2 separate regions of the Homo sapiens genome follow, and region 2 is linked to region 1. A link is a contact called in ENCODE Hi-C data. All regions are on one chromosome and are shown on one strand. The core of a region is the stretch at or near the end of the contact, and the rest is flanking DNA. Distances in the headings are between cores, read along the strand shown. Region 1 has its middle 7.7 kb from the start of LINC01038. Region 2 has its middle 110 kb from the start of SPRY2.

Region 1 (5,349 bases), core at 1,551-4,050:
CATGGCAAAACCCTAAAATGTCTCTACTAAAAATACAAAAATTAGCTTGATGTGGTGGTGCGTGCCTGTAGTCCCAGATACTCAGGAAGGTGAGGCAGGAGAATCACTTGAACCCAGGAGGTGGAGGTTTCAGTGGGCCGAGATCACACCACTGCACTCCAGCCTAGGTAACAGGGCAAGACTCCATTTAAAAAAAAAAAAAGAAAAGAAAGAAAAAAATCTGCACTTGTACCTCCTAAATCTATAAAAATAAAAAATTAAGAAAAAACAGCTTTGAGGTAGTTCTATCATTACCACCATTTTGCAGATGAGGGGCTGTGGTGCAGAAAGCTGGACATGGGTTTCAGGTCACAGATCTTAGAGACTGCACAGCAAAGATTCAAATCCAGAGGAGTCTGTCTTCAGTCTGAGCTCTTGACCGCCATGTCTTACCAGTGGTCTGTCAATCTTGGCTTAAGTAAACAAATGCATTCTCTTTTCCTTCCTTCATCTCATCCTTCAGTGCCTACCAATGCCCCTCTCCTGATCTGAAAAACAGATCTGCTTTTCTGCCTGCTCCTCAGTCTATCCTCAAAGGCCTGGGCCAGCAGTGTGCATAGAGTCTGAAAAGGCATCACACAATGTGCCTTTGGCTCCCAGGTGGCAGCCCACTCACCTGGGCTGATGGCTCAGTGTGACTGGGATTTGGGTGTGATGGGGGATGAACCAATTTGGGGGGAATTAGTTGGCAGTGCCAGGCTACGATATTTGGGAGCTTACGAACAAGTGGGCCATGACAGTGTCTCTCACAGCTACGCTTGGAATAAAAGCAAGTGAGGAATGTGCTGAGTGTGCATTACCCAGCGTGGACGGAGCCCTCTCAGTCTACCCTCAAGGCCATTTTTTGTGCACACACACCCCACCCCCCACCCTCATGGGATTCAGGGCACTCTTGTCTCACCTACAACAGTTCTGTCATCACAAAATCTGCTACTAAGATTTTATTTGCAAGGCTTAGGTTTGGGACTTTCTGGGGCCAAAATATTTCTATCGTTTTTCACTTCTTAAAGGCTAGACAGAGCGGACTTCAAGCCTACTCTCTTGATCTGTTATTTTGCTCTTAGTGATCTGTTTAGGTTTTTCTCTGTGGGTAATTGTGCGATGTTTTAAAGATGCCTGAAGGCGTCTTGACCGTGACTTGATAGGGTCTGACTTCAGAGGGTCTCATAGTCTCCCTGAGTTCTTTAAAGGCTCTAGTAACTGGTAGAGTCTTAAAAATATGCAGCCATTTCTCCAAAGCTTGCCTATTGGTTTGGGAGCATTTTAAATGGCAGATGCTTTTGATCCACCTTTCTTCTGTCTCTGAGATGACTCCCACCCACTGCACGTGGTCTATGCACAGGTTATCAAACCGGAATTGACCTCCCCACAGAGAAGGGAGGTTAAAAAAAAAAAAAAAAAGACACGGAAATCCTCTTTCTTTTTATTGTTGTCCACTATTACTCACCTCATATAATAAACGGGCAGCTCTTTCTTTGGTCTTCCCCTTGAGGCTGCTGTATTTAAAAATCTAAAGAATGCAAAGAATGCTTACTGTGAACTATAAGAGTATCTTTCAGCCACAAATGCTCTTGCCACCTCTTAGCTTCCAGGCAAAGATACACTTGTAAGGGAAAGGCAGCCAGAAGTATGGGGGCCTGAGGTGGGGGTATATGTGGGGGCTGAGGGTTGATATTAATGGAGTTTGTTCTCCTTTTCTCCCTCAGACAGGCTTTATCATTTTCTGTCTTGAAAAATTACTAAGTAGCATTTGAAATAAACTCCCCCAGGGAAAATGACATGGATATTGTGAATTTTAAGTAAAAATCACTTTCTGCCTCTCTGCATGATTAATTCTTCTTCATATCTTCTTTTCCAAATATCGTGTTAAAAACAGTATTGCGTTTACATATAGTCTTAAATAACCATGGTTAATAGCAGAAGAAAGATAGTTCTTTGTCTGACTAAAGCAAGTAACTTTTTCAGTGCAAAGTATCAGTTGTAGGGCTGGAGACAGTGGAAGTTGCTGTTCTGCCCTCTGTTTCTAGAAAAATAAAGTTTTTCTGAGACTAAAAAGGAAGCAAAGGACACAATTCTGAAAGGAGGAAAGTTTTCCTATTGATGATTAGGACTTTAACTTTACCCTGGAAATAATGAGCTTGGTTCTTTCTTTTATCCTCAGGAAGACTTAAGAGATACCTTAAGTTTGTTTTGCCCCTTTCTTCTTTCAGAGATCCTGCACTTCACTATACTAATGCCAACGTGGGGAGAACTGGTTTCTTTACAACCCAGAGAGCCCAATGGAAAGTGGTATTCTTTGTCTCCGCAAAACTAAAATAACAAGTGTTTCTTGCAGGTAATAAGGCACAAGTGTAGGCCACACAGAAACGGTGACCCAATCTGGGCACAAATGGGACTCTTTGCCATTTTAGGATGTCGTGTTGGAATTTCAAAGAGCTGAAACCAAGGTCAGAGCTGGTCATATTTAGGAAACAATCCTCTAACAACCTTCGCTTTGCCTGACCTGTTTCACGTAGTATAGTCCAGATTCATTTGTTTCCACTTCCTTGCCTGGAATGCCTTCCTTTCCTTTAATGAGTTTGAGTCTGGTCCTTTCTTCCAATATGCTGCTCCAGTTTTACCTACTTGCAAAAGCCTTTCAAAGTTTCCAATTCCTAGTCTCGAGGGATTGCCTTTTTCTCTGGATTCCTATGCCCCTTGGATCTCTAGTTCATGCATTCAGCCAGTCATTCATGATGTTCCCTCTCTCTGGGATGCTCTTCTCCCAGGTCTTTGCATGGCTGGCTTCTTCTCACTCAACTGAAATGCCACTTTCAGTTTCCCTCACTACCATTCTAAAGTAGGAGCCTTTTCTGTATATTCAGAGACTGTTGAGTTGAGACAGATCTGAAGATGGAAGATACTAGATCCACACCCGTTAGTGTAAGAAACAGAGAAATTTCCTGGAAATTTCTGGTGGCTAAAATATGTGAGATGCAAATGTGTATTTTAAGGATGGTAGTTTAATGTGAATAAGCAGGAAAGACTGTGTGTTTAGCTCATATTAATCTCTGGGGTCTTCCCCTAGTTGTTCTCTGGATGAGGTTTCTTAGTATTGAGGATTGACAGAGGGTGTACCTAACCTGAAGAAGTAAGGAAAGTAAAACCTTAAATGCCAGTAAACATCATACAGTTTAGGTTGAAAAACTCTTGTAGCTCATTAAAAGGGTTCACAGGAAGGTTTCAAAAGCAGGGTATTGAACCAGAAATGTAGGTCTGGGGAAATGAAACCTAAGTGTAAGATAAATGGAAGTGAGAAGTAGAAATAGGAATTAGAAAGAAAGTAGTGTGAAAATGGAATAGCTATGGGAGAAAATTGTTTACAGTGCCATTGGGGTGCACATCCTACTTTTGTAAAGAAAAGTTTAAAATAACATCTTTATTAACATATAGTTCACATATCATATAATCACCCATTTAAAGTGCACAATTCAAAGGTTTTTAGTATATTCACAGATACATGTCACCATCACCACAGCCAAAATTAGAACATTTTTATCACCTCATAAAGAAGCCCCATATTTTTTAGCTACTACCCCCCATCCCTCCTATCTCCAGACAAACACTGAAGTGCCTTCTGTCTTTATGGATTTGCCTGTTCAGGATATTTCATGTAAATGGAATTATATAATACATAGTCTTTGTCTTATGTAATTTCCTTCTTTCCCTTAACATAATGTTTTCAAGGTTCATTCGTGTCAAAGCGTGTGGTAGTACTTCCTCTTTTTTTTTCTTTTTTTTTTTTTTTTTGAGACAGAGTCTCACTTTGTCGCCCAGGCTAGAGTGCAGTGGCATGATCTCAGCTCACTGCAACCTCCGCCTCCCGGGTTCAAGCAATTCTCCTGCCTCAGCCTCCCGAGTAGCTAGCATTACAGGCCTGCTCCACCATGCCAGGCTAATTTTTTGTATTTTTAGCAAAGACGGGGTTTCACCATGCTGGCCAGGCTGGTCTCTAACTGCTGACCTCGTGATCCACCCACCTCGGCCTCCCAAAGTGCTGGGATTACAGGCATGAGCCACTGCGCCTGGCTGCAGTACTTCCTTTTTATGGCCAAATAATGTTTCATCGTATGGATGGATGTATAATGTTTTGTTTGGTCATTGATCAGTTGATAGACATTTGGGTTGTTTCTACCTTTTGGCTATTATGAATAATGCTGGTATAAATATTCATGTATGGGTTTTTGTGTGGATGTATGTTTTCATCTTCCCTGGTAGATATCTAGGAGTAAAATTTTGAGTCACATGGTAACTCTATGCTTAACCTTCTGAGGAGCTGCCAGACTGTTTTACACAGTAGCTGCACCATTTTCCATTCTCACCAGCAGTCTGTAAGGATTCTGATTTTTCCACATCCTTGTCAACACTTGCTCTTATCTAACTTTTTGAGTATAGATATCCTGGTGGGTGTGAAATGGCATCGTGTTGTCGTTTTGGTTTTGATTTCTCTGATGACTAATGACATCAAGCATACTTTTATACATTTATGACTTCTTTGGAGAAATGTTTATTCAAATCTTTTACCCAATTTTTAAAATTAGGCTTTTATTATTTTTATTATAGAATTATATGAGTTCTTTATATATTTTAGATGTAAGTCTCCTATCAGATATATGATTTCAATTTTTTTCTCTCATTCTGTGGATTGTCTTTTTACTTTCTTGACCATATTCTTTGAAGCAGAAAAGCTTTAATTTTGATGAAGTCTATTGTTTTGGACTATTTTTTCTTTTTCTGCTCATGCTTTTGGTGTCATAACTAAGAATGTATTACCAACTGCAAGATCACAAAAATTTACCTCCATATTTTATTCTAAGAGTTGTATTGTTTTCACTCATATATTTAGGTGTTTGACTCCCATTGAGTTAATTTCTATATATAGTGTAAGTTAGAGGTTCGATTTCATTCTTTGGCATGTGGCTACCTTGTTGTTCCAGCATCCTTTGTTGAAAAGATCGTTCTTTTCTCTTTAAAAAGCTTGGAACGCTTGTCAAAAATCAGTGCACCATAGGCAGATGGATTTAATTCTAGATTCTTGATTCTATTCCATTTCTCTGTATGTTTGTCCTTATGACAGTGCCACACTGTCTTGATTACTGTTGATTTGTAGTAAGTTTTGACACTGAGAAGTTTGAGTCCTCCAACTTTATCCTTCTGTTTCAAGACTTTTTTAAATAGCTTTTTTGGGTACCTTGCAATTCCATATAATTTTAAAGTCAACTTGTCAATTTCTACAGAAAAAGCTAGCTGTGATTGTGATAGAGATTGCAT
Region 2 (5,349 bases), core at 1,770-4,269, 420 kb after region 1:
ATAAGAAGTTAGGTCATTGAAGGCGGGGCACAGTGGCTCAAGCCTGTAATCCCAGCACTTTGGGAGGCCAAAGTGGGTGGATCACGAGGTCGAGAGATCAAGACCATCCTGGCCAACAGGGTGAAACCCTGTCTCTAATAAAAATACAAAAATTAGCTGGGCATGGTGGCGGGCACCTGTAGTCCTAGCTACTCGGGTGGCTGAGGCAGGAGAATCACTTGAACCAGGGAGGCGGAGGTTGCAGTGAGCTGAGATTGCGCCACTGCACTCCAGCCTGGCAACAGACTGAGACTCCGTCTCAAAAAAAAAAAAAAAAAGAAAAGAAAAAGAAGTTAGGTCATTGTAGACCAGTTGCTACAGACTACCTCAGAGAGATACAGTGCCCTCAGAAAGCACATTCTTTTGGGTTTCTAATACAATAGAATCAATGTATTATTTTTTTTTTGTTTTTAGTTTTTAGATACAAGATTTTGCTACATTGCCCAGGCTGGACTCAAAGTCCTGGGCTCAAGGGATCCTCCAGCCTTCCCCATACCTGGGACTACAGGTGCACACCACCAAGTAGTGGCACACCGTTTGGTGCCCGACCAAGAACCAATATATTATTGAAGAAATAAAGGATTCGTTGACATGCATCACAGACACACATCAAAAATTTGTACACTTAGATCATTTTTTTAAAATCTTTTTGTCGTACTCCTCTGCCTTTAACTATAATTTTTAAAAATACTAAATAAATGATATGCTTGGGAAGAAAAGCAAATACTACCAAACTATGTAAGGCAAATGATGAAAATGGCTCCATCACCTTCCTTGTTCCTGTCTCCTCACCTACCACATCCTCATGCTCATGAGCTGGCCCATAGCTCTCCAGCACACCTCTGTGTGTAAATGAGCTTGCATAGATTTTTTTTAAATGATACTATTCTATACATATTATTTGCTGCTTGCTCTTTTCATTCAAAAATGATCACAATTATCTTTCCTCGCATATAGATCCACCCAATCTTTTTCTCTTTCCTTTTTCCTTTTTCTTAATGTAGTGCAATTTATTTAACTCTCCCTACTGATGTTTGTTTTATTTGTCTACAGCAGTGGTCCCCCACCTTTTTGGCAACAGGGACTGATTTTGTGGAAGACAATTTTTCCATGAATGGGGGCAGGAGCAGGGGATAGTTTCGGGATGATTCAAGCACATTACATTTGTTGTGTATTTTATTACTATTATTATTACATTGTAAGATATAATGAAATAATTCTGCAACTCACCATAATGTAGAGTCAGTGGGAGCCCTGAACTTGTCTTCCTGCAAATAGATGGTCCCATCTGGGGGTGATGAGAGACACCGACAGATCATCAGGCATTAGATTATCATAAGGAGTGCATAATCTAGATCCCTCACATGCGCAGTTCACAATAGGATTCAGTCTCCTATGAGAATCTAATGCCACCACTGATCTGACAGGAGACAGAGTTCAGACGCTAATGCAAGAGATGAGGACCAGCTGTAAATACAGATGAAGCTTCGCTCGCTAGCCCACCACTCACCTCCAGCTGTGCAGCCCAGTTACTAACAGGCCACAGATCACCACCAGTACGTGGCCTGGTTTTGGGGACCCCTGGTCTGCAGTATTTTATAATTTAAAAAAATCTGAGCAGAACCTATTTGAGCTCTGGATTTGTCTTTGGATTAACGTTTCTAACAGGATTTATTGCTAAAAACAAAATTTCATGGACAAAGGATACTTGCAGTTGAGATAAGATTTTCAAAGGTTTTATACAAATCTACATAAATGTTAGAAAAGGATCTCTGAGAAAATTTTTAAGTCCACAAGGATTATTTCTGTGAATGTTTACGAATATAATTTTGATAAATATAAGAAATGTGAATAACAAAGATGTGCATGTAACCATTAGAAACAGAAAAAATGGAATATATATAAACAGAAAAATTAGCCCTTGTTATTACCCTAATTTTTTCATTGTCACAATCTACTTTGCTTTTATAAACCAATAGTTTTTATAAACCTTTAAAATTTGATATATAAATCTAAGACTATCTTTAAATATAGTGGCTATATTCTTGAATCTAGTATCACAAATAAAGAATATTAGATTTGAATTTTAGAGACTTAGAATAGTATAAGCTATATTTAAGAAGACATTTAAGACAGTTAACAGTATTTATAATTTTGTCTGGAGGAAACATTATTCTTAAGGTATTTATTACCAAATTTACTTAAAATGCCCCCAACATAAAATATTCTAGAAAAACCTAGTCAGGTTTCTGCAGAAAGTATTTAGTTTATACTGTAGCTACTATGACGGTTTGCACATTACATTTATTTAGGATCACATGCTTACTGAGATGTAAATTACTTTCACAATTTTTTTGGTCTTATTTATTTTTGCCTCTCCCAGCTTCCATCACTGAATGAAATCGAGGCATCAAACATTGGTTTCATGTATTTTTTTTGTAGCAACAACTGTAGAAATTGTGTATGATGAAAAGGTCTTAACTACTGCTTAAAGAGAAAAAGAAATTGTGTGGTTTATTTTTAAAGGGTGCACTCACACACTCACAAAGTAGTGGGGTTGAAAGGAGAGAAAAAAGAGTAAAAGTTCATTGGAACCCAATGATTTATTGGGAAAGGCTCAGCGAGCTCACATAAAAACCAAAGGGGGGAAGTGGTCGGACATTGGGTCAAATCTCCATTCACATGTTGTGTAATAAAAGGCTGACTGTAGCCTTTCAGCCTTGCTTCTAGTCATAGACAATGGCAATTGCAGAGCAAGACTAATAACAGGATTTAGCATAAATCCACCACAGGAAGTGAACAGTTGTACTGGCAAATAATTAGCCAGGAAACATTTTATAGCAGCATCAGGATGCGTCCGTGAGCTTTCAAACTCTCAATGCATTTGTGATCATGAAAACATAATTAGTTCTCAGCGATTGTAATTTTTGTGTGTGTTTGTTGTAAGATGGTTCCTTTCCCCTCCTTTCTTTTCACAAACAGGCCTTATTTTTCCTATCCTAATTTAGCAGCCCCAGTGAGGGTTTTGAAGTCTCAAGGGAGGGGTTTAGAATGTTCTCTTTTTTCTCCTGCTGATGCTTTTTTATTGCAAGGTGGATGGTGTTTATTTTGCACAGCTAACAAGTGAGTTCAAAGCAATACGTTGCTCTTGAACTTTTGCCAGATTCCCAAAGCTGAAAGCTCCCCTGCGTGGTAGAACCGACCTGTACTATCAAAGCCTGACTAATTTGCAAAGGAATGTCAAAATGACTGGTGCACTGCATTTTCCACCACCCGCTTCATTTGACACTTAAAGGAAAGCTAAGTGGGAGTGTAAAAGGAAGGAAATTCATTCAAGGAAGCGTACCTTATAATGTGTGAATTAATTTCAGAAGAGAATGAGAGCTCATTGCCGAGTACTTGCATTTTCATCTTCTGTGCTCTTTGTTGTAGTTACTGTTTTTGTAAGGGTTGCTAATAAACATTATGCTTCTGTTCTCACATCATCCATATTAGGAGGAAATGCTGTCATTAGACTTGGCTTTGAAATCCTTTGTGTCAAAGTGTCTACATGAAGCTGCTTCATCTGATTTAGTCACACCAGTCAAAGAGCGGCCTCATGAAGACAAACACTTGGTCCAGGGCGATATTTTTTTCGCCTTTCAACACTCTAAAAAATCATTTCCTCAGAACCAAGAGAATTACATATATGAACAAATATAAATTGTTTTTAGAGGAGACAAGACTGATAAATAAAGTCCTACACTTCACATTTAAAAGCATAATTCAGGGATGATATTTGAAAATGGAATTCAGCTCACCTAAAAATTACGCTGAAACAAAGGTCACAGAGAATCAGATCAAATAGGAGACTTTGATTTAATTTAGTCTAATTCTAATCTCTGTGTTCCAATTGCATTTTATAACCTCGAATTTTATTTAAAACTTATATTGAAAATATGACATTGACATATTCACCCAAATAAGTTCATCTGCAAATCATTTCTTTAAGCATTGACCCTAAAATTTCATTACTATTTCTGATTGTTTTCCCGGGGAGTTTGCTGTGATTTATATAAATTGCCATTGTCATCAGCCAGGTGAACAGAAACCTTACCTTCAAAATTGTTTTCCTTGCTTGAGTTTTGACCATGAATTTCTTAATGTTCCCTTCTACCTAAAACTGAACTCCATATCTCAGCATGGTTTTGACCACTAAATGTGTACCTTATCTCTGTTACCAAAATCTGAGGTAATCTGGCAATGCGTCAGTTACTTGGAAGTGAGCTACTAAGGTACAGTCATGTAGTAGTTGTCTAAAAAGTGAGTGAACGTCAAACTGAAGGCCATGCTGCTAAAGGATGAAGGCCAGAGTCACATGGATCCAGGTTTGCATTACAGCTTTAGCACTTACCAGTTCTATGGCCACTGCTAATTAATTACCTTTCAAAGGCTTAGCTTCCTCATGTGTAAAATGAGGCTAATTTTACCACCTAACCTGTGGTTTATTGTCCTCCGTACTGTGAATGTCAAACAATAAACACTTAATAAATGTTATCTATTACAAAATCAAAGCAGTTTGGAAATAATATGCTGCAAGAATCAGGAATTCCTTCAAGTGGGCTTAAAATATAGGAAATATGGCCAAGCGCGGTGGCTCTCGCCTGTAATCCTAGCACTTTGGGAGGGTGAGTCCGGTGGATCACCTGAGGTCAGGAGTTCGAGACCAGCCTGGCCAACATAGTGAAACCCCGTCTCTATGAAAATACAAAATTCGCCACATGTGGTGGCATGCTCCTGTAACCCCAGCTATTTGGGAGGCTGAGGCAGGAGAATCACTTGAACCAGGGAGGCAGAGGTTGCAGTGAGCTGAGATCACGCCATTGCACTCCAGCCTGGGCAACAGGAGCGAAACTCTGTCTAAAAAAAAAATAAAATTATATACATATATATATATACACATATATATGTATATATATATGTGTATATATACACTTATATATATACATATATATATACACATATATATGTATATATATACATACATACATGAAATATATTATGGAACAAAAAATCTGGAGGTAAGGAAAACTTCAAGTTTGGTATCATCAAATTTCCAGCTTTGTCTTGCAATGTTCTTGGTCTTTCCTGAGTTAGTTGTCTTCAGGATAGTGCCTCTCATAGTTGCAAAATAGCTGCCAGCAACAACCAGGACAACCCATGTCTTTGTTGAAATCTACCAGAAGAGAGAGGGGAGGAAAGTGCTCTTCAACCATAAAACTCTGTGCAGTATGACTGAGAAAAACTTAAGCTCCATACCCATCATATGTG

Evidence for each region. Hi-C counts contacts between places; a loop is a spot of excess contacts on that map. Pooled maps may share reads with other maps.
Region 2: a loop to region 1 is called in a map with no recorded cell type, with 2.5 times the contacts of the local background. The contact joins two enhancer-like sites. A Hi-C loop is called at or near these places in 1 of 168 maps with a recorded cell type or tissue (A673), 1 of 37 single-sample maps with no recorded cell type and 2 of 50 pooled maps.

What each region holds. Positions count from the first base shown.
Region 1 is chr13:79,809,396-79,814,744 of GRCh38, forward strand. No RefSeq gene overlaps it. Among named protein-coding and RNA genes, the nearest start is that of LINC01038, 7.7 kb to the left of the region's middle. Within about 2 kb of position 2,801, at least 4 of the 41 ENCODE cell types and tissues checked have a DNase peak (open chromatin) inside an H3K27ac peak, as active enhancers do.
Region 2 is chr13:80,232,557-80,237,905 of GRCh38, forward strand. No RefSeq gene overlaps it. Among named protein-coding and RNA genes, the nearest start is that of SPRY2, 110 kb to the right of the region's middle. Within about 2 kb of position 3,020, at least 6 of the 41 ENCODE cell types and tissues checked have a DNase peak (open chromatin) inside an H3K27ac peak, as active enhancers do.